Linked DNA regions of Homo sapiens: region 2 is linked to region 1. A link is a contact called in ENCODE Hi-C or POLR2A ChIA-PET data. All regions are on one chromosome and are shown on one strand. Each heading gives the region's core, a stretch centred on a gene start or an enhancer-like site at or near the end of the contact. The rest is flanking DNA. Distances are from core to core; before and after follow the strand shown.

What was found. A loop is a pair of places that touch in the nucleus more often than their neighbours do. ChIA-PET counts read pairs that join two places held with the same protein, here RNA polymerase II (POLR2A). Pooled maps may share reads with other maps.
Region 2: a loop to region 1 is called in a map of naive thymus-derived CD4-positive, alpha-beta T cell, with 6 times the contacts of the local background. The contact joins the enhancer-like site here to the promoter of DTX3L in region 1. A Hi-C loop is called at or near these places in 4 of 168 maps with a recorded cell type or tissue (HepG2, astrocyte of the cerebellum and naive thymus-derived CD4-positive, alpha-beta T cell), 7 of 37 single-sample maps with no recorded cell type and 13 of 50 pooled maps. POLR2A ChIA-PET finds 5 or more read pairs at or near these places in 11 of 52 experiments (B cell, CD4-positive, alpha-beta memory T cell, CD8-positive, alpha-beta T cell and 7 more).

What each region holds. Positions count from the first base shown.
Region 1 is chr3:122,560,779-122,567,845 of GRCh38, forward strand. It overlaps DTX3L (deltex E3 ubiquitin ligase 3L), which reads left to right and starts at 3,560. Exons shown (of 5, transcript NM_138287.3): 1 at 3,560-3,835; 2 at 5,081-5,292. The coding sequence starts at 3,649. PARP9 (poly(ADP-ribose) polymerase family member 9) reads right to left here and starts at 3,522. Exons shown (of 11, transcript NM_001146105.2): 1 at 3,467-3,522. RefSeq lists a silencer at 3,308-3,407 and an enhancer at 3,448-3,567.
Region 2 is chr3:122,643,165-122,650,231 of GRCh38, forward strand. No RefSeq gene overlaps it. Among named protein-coding and RNA genes, the nearest start is that of PARP14, 34 kb to the right of the region's middle. Within about 2 kb of position 3,112, at least 2 of the 41 ENCODE cell types and tissues checked have a DNase peak (open chromatin) inside an H3K27ac peak, as active enhancers do; they include GM12878, where a contact is called at or near this core.

The DNA of each region.
Region 1 (7,067 bases), core at 2,310-4,809:
GTCTAGTACAATCCTTTGCATTCTAAAATGCAAAGACAAGATGCATTTTTTGCCTCCAGAGGGCACTGCTGTTTTCAAAAAAGAAGGATGACTTCATCTGCTTTGGCCATGGGCTTTTGCTTTAAATGTTGCACCTGTTTCTGTCTTCAGGCCAAGTTTTACAGGCCTATGGATAGCCAAACAAGGAGCATAGTGCCCTAAGCATTCCATTTCTTCCATTTTAAAAACAGAAAAGCCTTCCCAACTTTCCATCACTGGTTCCTACTGTGTTTCCTTCTCTTCATAAGCAGCCAAACTTCTGGAATGAGTAGTGGACTCTCCTTCTGTCCACCTGCCCACTCAGCCTACTATAACCTGGCTCCCTGCCTCATTCCCAGCACCCTTTTGAAACTGCCAGTGGCCAGGCATGGCGGCTCACACCTGTAACCACAGCACTTTGGGAGGCAGAGGCAGGCAGATTGCTTGAGCTCAGGAGTTCGAGACCAACCTGGGCAACATGGCAAGACCTCATCTCTACTAAAAATACAAAAAGTTAGCTGGCCATGTTGGTGCATGCCTATAGTCCCAGCTACTTGGGAGGCTGAGATGGGAGGATCACTTGGTGGGAAGTTCAGGCTGTAGTGAGCTGTGATTGTGCCACTGCACTCCAGCCTGGGCAAGAGGAATGAGACCCTGTCTCAAAAAAAAGAAGAGAAACTGCTCATCAGAATCCCTCATGTGGTTAATGCCAATGGATTATCTTCTATCCATCTTTACTGGACCACTTTCTATAGTATTTCACTCTTTGATTCCTGAAATTCTGCTTTCCTGGCTTCTCCTATGCCATCTTCCCTTGGTTCTTCTATTACCCTTCACTTTGCCTTTACAGGCCTTTTCCCTGCGTTCACTTCCACCATCTCCCTCTTAATTGTTTGCCCCAGGATTCTGTCTAAGGCGTTTTTCATCTCATTCTGCATACTCCCCAGGAGTGATCTCATCCATTTCCATGGCTTCAACTCACCAATTGCAAATATGACTCTTATATCTGCAGTTCTAGGCCATGGCTCTCCTGAGCCCCATTTTTCAACTCCACCTGGAGGTCTCACAGTCCCCTCAAATTAGCCTCTGCAAAAGTAGACCTCTTATCTCCTGGTCCCCAATCCTCCATCCCACCCCCACCAAATCCATACTTTATCTCCTGGATTCTACAGCTCAGTAAATGATAATACCATTTACGTACTCAAATCAGAAATCTAGGAACTTTCCCTGAGTCTTTTTTGTCTCATATCTGGGACCTGACAAACTAAATCACTTTCAAATATGCCCCTTCCTTCCTCGCCCACTGACACTGCCTCACTTCAGAGTCTCAGCAACTTTTGCCTGAGCTGTGGCAATATACTCTTTTCTTTTCTTTTCTTTTCTTTTCTTTTCTTTTCTTTTCTTTTCTTTTTGAGACGGAGTCTTACTCTGTCGCCCAGGCTGTGGCGCGATCTTGGCTCATTGGAAGCTCCGCCTCCCGGGTTCACGCCATTCTGCTGCCTCAGCCTCCCTAGTAGCTGGGACTACAGGCGCCCACCACCACGCCTGGCTAATTTTTTTTTTTTTTGTATTTTTTTTAGTAGAGACGGGGTTTCACCATGTTAGCCAGGATGGTCTCGATCTCCTGACCTCATGATCCGCCTGCCTTGGCCTCCCAAAGTGCTGGGATTACAGGCGTGAGCCACCGCGCCCAGCCATCAATATACTCTTTTCAAAGATTTAAATGTACCTAGTTTGACATTTTATTGTTTGAATAGGTATTACATTTACATGGTTCAAATTTAGAAAATGTAAAAGGTTTCCTCCTGTCTCCGCTGCTAAATTCCCTGTCCAGAGTCAATCAGCGCTTCTCCTGTATTCTTCCAGTGGCATTTTTTACACGAAAGGTAGTAGCTTATACACACACTTCTGCATCTTATTTTTCCCACATAATGTATCCTAGAGATCTTTTCATGTTAGCACATAGAGAGCTTTTTCATTTTTCCTACTGCCCATTGTATTCCATTGTATAGATATACTATTATTATTAAACTGCTAGTCCCCCTATTTATGGGCATTAAAGAGTTCCCTATCTTTTGCTATTGTAAACAAGGCTGTAAAGAACATCTTTGTACACAGGTCACTTCACACAGGGGCTAATATATCAATGGGACAAATTCCTAGAAATGGAACTCCAGAACCAAAAAGTATATGCAGTTGTAATTCTGACAGTATTGCCAAATTGTTCACAGTAAAGACGGGCCCATTTCCAGTCTTACCAGCCATGTGCAAAAACCTTATCTCAGGCCTCTCTGCCGCCACTCATCCCTGCTTGTAAATGTGTCCTCCACACGGTTGTCAGCACCATATTTCTAAAATGCAAATCTGGCAAGTCATTTTCTTGCTTTCCCTGCTTAAAGCCCTTCAGGTCATCTTCACTGCTCTTCAAGGCTTTTCACCATCTAAATATGTCCTGTCCAGGGTGGACTATCAGCCTCACATAGCTACTGAGGCTACATGTGGCCAGTCTGAATCGAGATGTGATGTAAGTATAAGAAAAACACTGGGTTGCAAAGACGTGGTATGATAAAAAGAATGTAAAAATCTCATTACATGCTGAAATGATTAAGTTTTGGATATGTCAAGCTAAATAACATCATTACAGTTAATTTCATCTGTTTCTTTATCCTTTAAAAATTTCCTAAAAATCATTAAAATTAATTTCATCTGTTTCTTTATCCTTTAAAAAATATGGCTGCAAAAATTTTAGAATGAACCTACTGGCTCCCATTGTATTTCTGCTGGACAGTGCCCATCTAGGTAGGCTCTCCCTCCTTCATCCCCTCACCCATCTCCTCTCCTCCCAGGCCCCAGGCCCACTCTGTGCTTCAGACCACAGTGGTCCCTAAGCCTCAGGTGCTTTTCCCCCCAATCCTGTCCTCCCCATCTCGCCGCCACACTCAATTTATTAAGATTCTGCTTGAAACTTCCCCTTGGAGGCCTTGGAGAAGTTTTGCTCCTTGGTTCACAGGTCCGCCTCCCCTCACCAGCCCTTGACATCAGGGCCTTGCTCTGCTCTTTGGGCAGCAAGAAACAATTCAGTGCTGTTGGTTAAATCAAGCAATGGAGGAGAAAAGCCCGCAGAAGCCCGTCTAAAGGGTAGAGTTGGAGGGAGGGAAGGGGTAACAGGTCACAATTACCAGATGAACACATTCAAATTTTCAAAAATGGGTAAGTTTAACATGGATTCAGAATGTGAATTACTTTTTAGGATCAAATAATAGTGGTAACAGCAGTAAGAGTTACAAAGAATAAGAAACACAGGAGAAACTTACTTTCTTTGCATAGTCTACTCACAAGGGAGGCCTGGCCCTGGGACCCGGGTCCGCGCCCGTCCCCCTTCTCCCCGCCCACCTCGAGCCTGCAGGAGAGGGGACCCCGAGGGCCCAGAGGCACCGGACCTACTCACCCGGCAGGCCGCTCTCCTCGGTGCAGACAGCACAGGGAGGAGGGGGAAGCGGCTCTGCCGGGAACAGGGAGGGACCTCCAGGGAAGCGAAACTGAAACTTTGCGCCCAGTCCGCAGGGCGGGCCGCGCCTTTACCGCCCAGCTGCCTCCCGGAGCCCCCGCGCCCTCCCGACGCGCAGAGCCATGGCCTCCCACCTGCGCCCGCCGTCCCCGCTCCTCGTGCGGGTGTACAAGTCCGGCCCCCGAGTACGAAGGAAGCTGGAGAGCTACTTCCAGAGCTCTAAGTCCTCGGGCGGCGGGGAGTGCACGGTCAGCACCCAGGAACACGAAGCCCCGGGCACCTTCCGGGTGGAGTTCAGTGAAAGGGCAGGTGAGCTTCGGGCGGCCAGGCTGCGAAAGCCCTCTGGGGGCCCGGCCCCCGGGTTTCCAGGCGGACCCAGTTCCAGCTGACCTAGGGGAGAGGGCGGGAGAAAGTATGTCACTGTGCGGTGGCGGACAGGGACGGGGCCCTACTGCCAAGAGACTCACTGAGACAGTGAACACTCGGTGGAGGATGGGGCCTCACATGTGCCTGGTGCGGGTCTGGCTGACGGCGCCTTAGTGTGGATGCTTTCCATATCCTCATTCTAACTTAATTTCTCAGCTGTCATCTTCCTTCCCCCAGATGCCTGCCAGCTGCTGTCCTTGTCATTCAGGGATTCCACTTTTATGTTTTAAATAATGGTTCCATTGTTCCATCCATGAACAAAAGGATGTTCCATTTTGTGTTTTTGAGGATTACAAAAGTGATATATGCTCACTATAGAAATAAAAGAGTAAAAAAGAAAACAACCTGAAGATAAACAATGTGACCATTTGGTGTATTTCCTTCCTGCCTTTTTTTATGAATGCCAGCAAACACATGTATATTTACAAAATTCGGAGTCTGCACTTTTGATTCCTGCTGTTGTCACTTACCTGTATAATGAGTATTGAAATGGGAGACTGGGCCGGGTGCGGTGGCTCACGCCTGTAATCCTAGCACTTTGGAGGCCGAGGTTGGTGGATCACCTGAGGCCAGGAGTTCGAGACCAGCCTGGCCAACATGGGGAAATTCCGTCTCTACTAATAATACAAAAATTACCCGGGCATGGTGGTGCGCACCTGTAATCCAAGCTACTCTGGAGGCTGAGGCAGGAGAATCGCTGGAACTCGGGAGGCAGAGAGGTTGCAGTGAGACGAGGTCCTACCATTGCACTCCAGCCTGGGTGACAGAGTGAGACTCCGTCTAAAAAAAAAAAAAAAAAAAAAAAGAAGGAAGGAAGGGAGGGAGGGAGGGAAAGAAGGAAGAAGGAAAGGGGAGACTGGAGACAGTTTTAGAAACATGATGTTTAATCGGTGGACAATGTTCCATTGTCATTAAGCTTTCACTTCTATAGTAAAACTTAATCCGCACACTTTAGAGCTCTTAATAGCTCCCCGACTTTCTCCATCGCCAACCCACCATTCCAGGATGCAGGGAGCAGCCTTACTGGGAGGTGCTGGGGCAGAGTACAGACACAGGAATGAGAGGATTACTTGAAATCTCTCCCATTTTTATGTGTGTATATGTGTGTGTTTAATGTCTCCACTGAAGCTAAGGAGAGAGTGTTGAAAAAAGGAGAGCACCAAATACTTGTTGACGAAAAACCTGTGCCCATTTTCCTGGTACCCACTGAAAATTCAATAAAGAAGAACACGAGACCTCAAATTTCTTCACTGACACAATCACAAGCAGAAACACCGTCTGGTGATATGCATCAACATGAAGGACATATTCCTAATGCTGTGGATTCCTGTCTCCAAAAGGTGAGTATTGAAAGAAGGAGCTGGCTGTGCCTGCGCCTCCTCTCCAGTCACCAGCCTCATGTATTATTGATCCAACACCCATGTGCTGGGCACGTACATGGGAGCCAGGCACTGTTTTAGGCACTGGACACAGAGATGAATATAACAGACAAGGCCCCTGCTCTCAGGCAGCTTATACTGGGGGCCAGGTCATGCACAGAAAGACAGTAGGCAAGTAAACAAAATAAATAAAACCATTTTATTTATTTGGAGAGAAACAGCGCCAGGGCAAGCAAGGGGAAGATGGGGGTGGTGTTACTTCTTTTTTTCCCCCCAAGACAGAGTCTCACTTTATCGCCCAGGCTGGAGTACAGTGGCACAATCATGGCTCACTGCAGAGTTGACCTCCTGGGCTCAAGGGATCCTCTCACCTCAGTCTCCTGAGTAGCTAGGACTATAGGCGCCACTACACCCAGCCAATTTTTTTTTTTTTTGTAGAAACAGAGTCTCACTATGTTGCCCAGGCTGTTCTCAAATTCCTGGGCTCAAGCGATCTGCCCGCCTTGGCCTCCCAAAGTGCTGGGATTACAGTCATGAATTACTGCACCTGGCCTGGTGCTACTTCTAACCAGAAATCAGAGACAACTTGACTGAGGAGGTGATGTTTGGCCTGAAACTTGAATGATGACAAGATTCATTCAACAATAGATATCCACTGCCTACTGTGTTCCAGGCACTGTTATAGGAGCTGGGGAGGCAGCCAGGAACATGGCAGACTCGGCTTCCAGGGACGGCACCTTCTAGAGAGAGAAACAGACAATATTAGTAAACAATAGATATATAATAAAATGTCTGCCAGTCATACCTGCTAGGAAGAAGAATAAGTGACAGACAGTGACAGAACCACCATTTAAAATAGGATGTCTGGAAAAACCTCAAGTGAGGTGACATCTCTAGCCAAGTGGATTTCTGGGCGGAAAGTGTCCTAGAGGGAAGCATAGGTGCAAAGTCCCCAAGAGCTGACATTTTGAGGCCCAGAAGCTTTAAGGAAGCCAGTGTGGTGGGGAGGGCAGTGAGCAATGGAGAGAGGTGCTAGGAACTCGGGAAGGTACCCAGAAGACAGGCCTTTGGGGCTGAAGGTAAGGATTTTGGATTTTTAACTTAAAATGTTAGGGGATTCATCAGATAGTTTTGAGCCAGGGGAGAGGGCGATCTGGTTTATATTTCTAAAGGGTCACTCTGGCTGCTGTTGGAAAACTGAACGTAGAAAGGGGATAGAATGGAGAGTTAGAGCCTGGTTAGGAGGGGTTGCAGTGCGCCAGGTGAAAGATGATAATGGCATGCACTTTGGTGGCCTTGATGGAGGTGTGAGAAATGGCTGGATTCAGGAAACATTTTGAAGATCTAGAGGAAGGATCTTAACATGCAAAGTCCTTGAGAAGGAACAAAACATTAGGAATTTTGCTTTTATATTACAGTCAATTGGTCTCTGTCCTTTTTATCTTAACCTGGCGTGTCTTATATTTGAGCTTCTAAAGGCCAGGGTTTAGAAGGGTCCACAACTTTGCATGCAGTCGAGTGTTTAGTTGAAACAAGAATAAAGGAGGAAGAGTGAAGAAGAGAAAAAATAGTAATAGGAAAAGCCATTGCCCTCAGTTTTATGGCTCCCTTCCAAGTTCACAAACTTTTGTGAGGGCCACAACAACTTGCCCAGAGAGCACAGGTGCCTTCCCTTGACTGCTGTTCCCAAGATCAAACAGCTAGTGGCAGTTGTAGAACACGGATCTCTTGGCCAT
Region 2 (7,067 bases), core at 1,862-4,361, 82 kb after region 1:
GAGTAAACACAACCAACAGGCAGCTTGAAAAACCACAAGTCAAGAATATGAAAGAGAAAATTTCCTGGAATTGAAAAAAGAATATAGCCTTGGGGGAAGAAGGATACTTCATTCAATTAAGGGGGATTGCATAATAATCACATGCATTAGAATAACTTTTATTTTGTTACCTTAGATTGTCCACCAACAGCCCCCAAGTTTTAAAATATACTTAAAAATAATTTTTTTCTTTGAGACAGAGTCTCGCTCTGTTGTCCAGGCTGGTGTGCAGTGGTATGATCTCAATCTCGGCTTACTGCAACCTCTGACTCTTGGGTTCAAGCAATTCTTCTGCTTCAGCCTCCTGAGTAGCTGGGATTATAGGCACTGGCTAATTTTTGTATTTTTAGTAGAGACGGGGACCAGGCTGGTCTCAAACTCCGACCTCAAGTGATCCACCTGCCTCGGCCTCCCAGAGTGCTGGGATTACAGGCATGAGCCACTGTGCCTGGCCTAAATTAAGTTTTGTTTGTTTCTTTGTTTGTTTGTTTTTTGAGACAGTCTCACTCTGTCGCCCAGGTTGGAGTGCAGTGGTGCGATCTCTGCTCACTGCAACCTTGCCTCCTGGGTTTAAGGGATTCTCCTTCCTCCTAGCTGGGATTACATGGGCCCACCACCATGCCCAGCGAATTTTTTTATTTTTAGTTTTAGTAGAAATGGGGCTTCACCATGTTGGCCAGGCTGGTCTTGAACTCCTGACCTCAAGTGATCCGCCTGCCTCGGCCTCCCAAGGTGCTGGGATTACAGGCGTGAGCCACCGCACCCTGCCAGTAAGCTTTTTAACTAAAGTTAAGTGATGCATGCTTTAGCTACAAACTAAATGGTTTCCTTGTGTGCCTACCTGCAAAGGAAAAGTACTCCAGTGTGAGTCAAGGGAGAATGCTTTTCTCAGGGATATCTCTCAATAATTGAGACAAGATACTCAGGGATGTGTTTCTGTTGGATTGACCCTTTTTACTCTCTTTTTCCAGTTCCTTTTTCTCCCTCTCTCATACAAGGGAAGTGGGGCAGTACGAAGGAACTGGAGATGGGAAAAGCATGGGGCTGGCTCTTCCCCAGAGAAGCCATCTCACTTTGAAAGGCTAATGGGGGCTGGCCGCGGTGGCTCACACCTGTAATCCCAGCACTTTGGGAGGCCGAGGTTGGTGGATCATTTGAGGGCAGGAGTTTGAGACCAGCCTGGCCAACATGGTGAAACCCTGCCTCTCAGCTACTTGGGAGGCTGAGGCAGGAGAATCGCTTGAACCTGGGAGGTGGAGGCTATAGAGCCAAGATCGGTGCCGCTGCACTCCAGTGTGGATGACAGAGCAAGACTGTGAAGGAAAGAAAGAAAGAAAGAGAGAGAGAGAGAAAGGAAGGAAGGAAGGGAGAAGAAAAGAAAAGAGAAAAGAAAAAAGAAAAGAAAAGAAAAGAGAAAAGAAGAAAGGCTAATGGGGCCAGGGTGAGATCCGAGGGAAAGGAGGCTTGGGGTGTGAGACTTGGCCATTTGGGCTCTTGGCTTCAGGGAAAAAAACCTTTCTTCTTTGGATTCATCTTTCCACCATGTTGACTCTTCCTACATCGTATGAAGACCTAGAGAATAAACTAGGCAGGCAAGCGGCCTATGATTCAGGAAGCCACACAACCAAGAAACAGAACTGAGGACAACCCATTTGCTGAGATTGTTCTTTGCTGCCAGACAACCCAGGGATTTGGGGGTCATCATTAACTTTCTATAGGTAATAAATATTAATCCAATGCACTAACAAAAGAGGTTGGTGTGCAAAGCAGATTGAGAGACAGTGCATTAATCTGCTAGGGCTGCCATAGAGAAACACCTCAGACTGCATGGCTTAAACAAGAGAAATCCATTTTTCTCATAGTTCTGAAGGCTGGAAGTGCAAGATCCAAATGTCACCAGGGTTTGGTTCTCCTGAGACTTCTCTCCTTGGCTTGCAGATGGCCCTTCTTACTGTGTCCTCACGTGACCTTTCCTCGGTGCTCACATCCCTGGTGTCTCTTTGTTTCCTTCTAAGGATACTTGTTCTATCGAATTAGGGACCCACCTTTATGCCCACATTTAACCTTAGGTACCTTTTCAAAGGTTCTATCTCCACATACAGTTACATTGAAGGTTAGGGTTTCAATATAAGAATTTGGGGGTAACGCAATTCAGTCCCTAACAGAGTAAAAATTCAAGAGGTTAAGTACAAAAAAAATTTAGAAATTAAAGAGAAGGAAAGAAAATTCATTTCAGAATATCAAGAGTTGGTACCATGTAGTCCTGGCCTAGCATCAGCAAACTTGGAGGGGTCAGTCCTAAACTTAGAACTAATATAATGTGCTAACTGGGTAAACTTGGGCAAGTCATTTACACTCAGCCTCAATTCCTCATATTTAAATTGAAATAATAGGCCAGGAGAGCTGGCTCATGCCTGTAATCCCAGCACTTTGGGAGGTCAAGGCAGGAGGATCACTTGAGGTCAAGAGTTCAAGACCAGCCTGGTCAACATGGTGAAAATCCATCTCTACTAAAAATACAAAAATTAGCCAGGTGTGGTGGCACATGACTGTAGTCCCAGCTACTCGGGAGGCTAAGGCAGGAGAATCACTTGAACCCAGGAGACGGAGGTTGCAGTGAGCCAAGATCATGCCACTGCATTCCAGTCGGGGCAACAGAGCAAGACTCCATCTCAAAATAAATAAATAAATAAATAAATAAATAAATAAATAAATAAATAAATAAATTGAAATAATAACTTCCAGGGTTAAAGATAATACCAAAATGATAATGAAAAAAACATATTACTATTTTAAACCAAAAATTTGGAAGGGAAGTCATGAATAGCACAAACCATAGAGACAACCATAAATACATTTGATTACATTAACATTTTAAAAATTGAGGTTCAAGGTTAAGATGTCTGATTGAATTAGATGTATCTAACTTTGCTTTCTCTAACCTAGGAAAACCACATTAATGTGATTTTAAAGGACACGTATGCCCTCCAGAACAGGGAGGTAGAAGAGGAAATGTAGCTACACCATATTAGAAGCTAGAGGCAGATGGATCTGTGATTATGACTGCAGACTTACAACAGCTCAACCCTAAGTTGGCAAGTGGAGGGAAAGCTGAGAAACCACCTGATTTACTTTTAAAAGTCTCAGGAACTGAGAATGAGAGTGTCTCTGGCGCTAACAGTAAAGCAGCAAAGCATGGCAGGTGCTAAAATAAGAAAGATAGGATGAGAGCCGTTTAAGAAACAGTACATCCCTAGATCTCTCTGCCCCTTCTTTCCCCAGAATAACTGCCTTTCTCCTACTCCAGGAGAAATCTCGAAGCTATTCCCTATAAAAAGTAAATTGAAGGGTCTTTGAGGATATCAGGCACAGACAAGGCATTTGGTACTGTACCAAAAATAGGCAAATCAGAAGCCAAAAGCACACTAAATGCTTAATCCTGAAATGACAGCCCTCCCCAAACTGCCTTCCACCATTTGGCTCCCAGAATAGCAGCAGCCAGAAGTTTACTCACCAAGCAAGAGACTGAAAATTTCTATACAAGTGGAAATTTTACCTAAAGAGACTGACGTTAGAGATTCATCAACACACAGGCCACCAAATCCTGTAGAGTGAAACTCAAAGTTGATAAGCCCCACTCACTAGCTCAGAATTCTCACTAGTTTTTTAAACTCTTGTGAAACAGACAACCAAGGTTTAACAAACATTGCAGGAAAATCTCTAACTCAGAATATAAAGCTTTTTAAAAAAAACTATAATAAGAAAGAAAATGCCATAAAAAGGGAACATTTAGGAAACAAGCAAGAGGTCTTAAACATAATAACAGAAATGGAAAAAAAAAGCATTGGAAGATAAAGTTGAGGAAATCTCAGAAAGTAGAGTAAAAAGGCAATGAAGTGGAGAATAGAAAACCAAATATAAAATTAGAGGACCAGGCCAAGTTGTCCAACATCAGAAAGAGAGATCAGAAAGCAGAGAGAAAAACAAAAATCAAAGAAATAATTCAAGAAAACATCCTCAAACTAAAGAACACAAGTTTTCAGATTAGAAGTTTGTACCTAGTGCTCAGCATAATGGAAAAAAAAAATGCAGACCAACCCCAAAGTATACCATGGGGAAATTTCAGAAACAGGAAGGAAAAACTTCTAGAGGGAAGAAAAGAGAACAGGTTATCTACAGAGGATCAATAATCAGAATGGTTTCAGATTTCTTAGCACCAACACGAAGCTTAAAGACAATGGAACAATGCTTTCAAAATTCCAGCAGAGGCCAGGCACCGTGGCTCACAGCTGTAATCTCAGCACTTTGGGAAGCTGAGGCAGGAACATCACTTGAGCCCAGCCCAGGAGTTTGAGACCAGCCTGGGCAACAGAGTGAGACCTTATGTCTACAAAAAATTTTTAAATTAGCCAGGTGTGGTGGTACATGCCTGTAGTCCCAGCTACTGGGAAGGCTGAGGAAGGAGGATTGGGGGTCGCTTGAGCCTGGGAGGTCAAGGCTGCATTGATGGTGCCACGGCACTCCAGCCTGGGCAACAGAGTAAGACCCTGTCTCAAAAATAAGAAAAATTCCAACAGGAAGATATTTCTAGCTATAGTGATGGCAAGAGCCTTTTGATCACTGTAGACTGCAACGCAAAAGAAAACACAAGTCTGTCCAAATAAGAGAAATCCTCCCATATTTAAATATGTGTTTGGATGTGCATAGAATATCTCTAGAAGGATATACTAGAAGCTAGTAACTGTGTTCCCTCTAGACAGAACTGGGTGCTATGGAATAAAGGTGTAAGGCAGACTTAATTGTTACTGTTTACCTTTTTGTTTCCTTTAAATTTTATACTATGTGCATATATCACCTATTTGAAAAATAAATAAAATAAAATACATTTTATTTTAAAAGCTATATTGAGATATCCCTCTTTTTAACCTATTAGACTTGCAAAGATCAGTTCTGTAACACACTGTGTCAGCGAAGGTGCAGGAAAGTGGGGGCTTTGTTGGTGGGAGGGTAAATTGGCTCAATTTCTATGGAGGGCAATTTGGCAATAACTATCAACATTACAAGTGCATATATCCTTGACCCAGCAATTCCATTGCTAGGAATTTGTCATACAGATAAAACTGAAGAACGATTATTTGTAAAAGGTTATTTATTGTAGCAGCATAGCATTTTTTTTGCATTGTTTTCCTTGCAAGAAAGGAAACTAGAAGGCTAGATGGAGTAGGAGGGAGGTTTTTGTTTGTTTGTTTTTGAGACAGAGTCTCACTCTGTTGCCCAGGCTGGAGTGCAGTGGCACAATCTCAGCTCACTGCAACCTCCTCCTCCCAGGTTCAAGTGATTCTTGTGCCTCAGCCTCCTGAGTAGCTGGGATTACAAGCACCTGCCACCACACCTGGCTAATTTTTGTATTTTTAGTAGAGACAGGATTTCACCATGTTGGCCAGACTGGTCTTGAATTCCTGACCTCAAGGGATCCACCCACCTCAGCCTCCCAAAGTGCTGGGATTACAGGCATGAGCCATCATGACCAGCCTGAGGGAGATTTTTCACTGGGTACTTTCATGCCTTTGAATTTTGAACTTCAAGAATGTCTGTATTAGTCCATTTTCACGTTGCTGATAAAGGCATACCTGAGACTGAGTAATTTATACAGGAAAAAAGGTTTAATGGACTTACAGTTCCACGTGGCTGGGGAGGCCTCACAATCATGGTGGAAGACAAGGAGGAGCAAGTCATATCTACGTGGATGGCAGCAGGCAAAGAGAGAGAGAGCATATTCAGGGAAACTCCTCTTTATAAAGTCATCAGATCTCGTGAGACTTACTATCACGAGAACAGCATGGGAAAGACCTGCCCCCATAATTCAATTACCTCCCACTGGGTCCCTCCCACAACATGTGGTAATTCAAGATGAGATTTGGGTGGGGACACAGCCAAATCATATCAATGTCTTACCTATTTTTTTAAAAAAACAAATACTATCCCTTAAAATTTTACAACTTCTTTAAAAATTTTTAAAAAGCAATAAATAAGGTGAAAGAGACAAGTCACATGTTGAAACAAGAGATTTATAGTGCATATAACCAGTAAAGGACTAGTATCCAGATAATACTAAAGAACTCCTATGAATCAAGAGAAAAAGCAAGACTCCTCACAAATATATGGCAAGACCATGAAGATGCAATTCACAGAAGAGGAAAATTGAATGATCAATAAATAGATTTCTTAAACATTCAACTTCATTAAAACTATAAGATATTATTTCATATGTATCAGTTTAGGAAAATTTAAACGTCCGACAATATCAAGTGTTGAGACTGTGGAACAGGAGCTCTCATATAGCTGGTGGAAATACTAATTAGAGTAATCACTTTGGAGAGCAAGTCAGGGTCTTTAGGTGTATTATAGATAAGGCATCATTTAAAACACACCAAACAAAAAGTAAAAGGAAAGATGGTATGGATTGTACATTTTATAACGGTAAGCAAACTAATTCCCAAATAGAAGAAGAGAAAGTCTCAACTGCGATTCAGCCCATGGAGAAAGATGGAAGCTGTTTAGGTAATTCAACCTTACTCTCTATCTGACAGTCATCTCCAAGAGGGTCTGTCCAGTTTTTCATCCACATTGAAGACACCACCAGTCAGGTGTCTGTCACTGACTGGGGTGAGAGACTTCGTTTTATTCTCTTCTCTCTGTGGTATGAGCACACAACCATGCAACTGCAACAGATACCCCGTGTGCTCTTTACTCTGAGTACCCCAAGGAAGTAGCCATACTGTAAGGGGGAAAAAGAGACCTCATGTCTTTACTGGAACTCATCCCTATGGGCAGTCTCCTCGTCCAGGCCTTAACCAGGTGAAGCAAGTGGGATACAGAACGCTCCTCCCTTCCTTGTGCTACTGTGTTCTCCTTTCTCCCATGTTCTTTTAACTTCTCCCAACTTTGATCCTTCCCTCCTTTTCCAGACTACAACCTTGGTATTAGTCCATTTTCACACTGCTATAAAGAACTGCCCGAGACTGGGT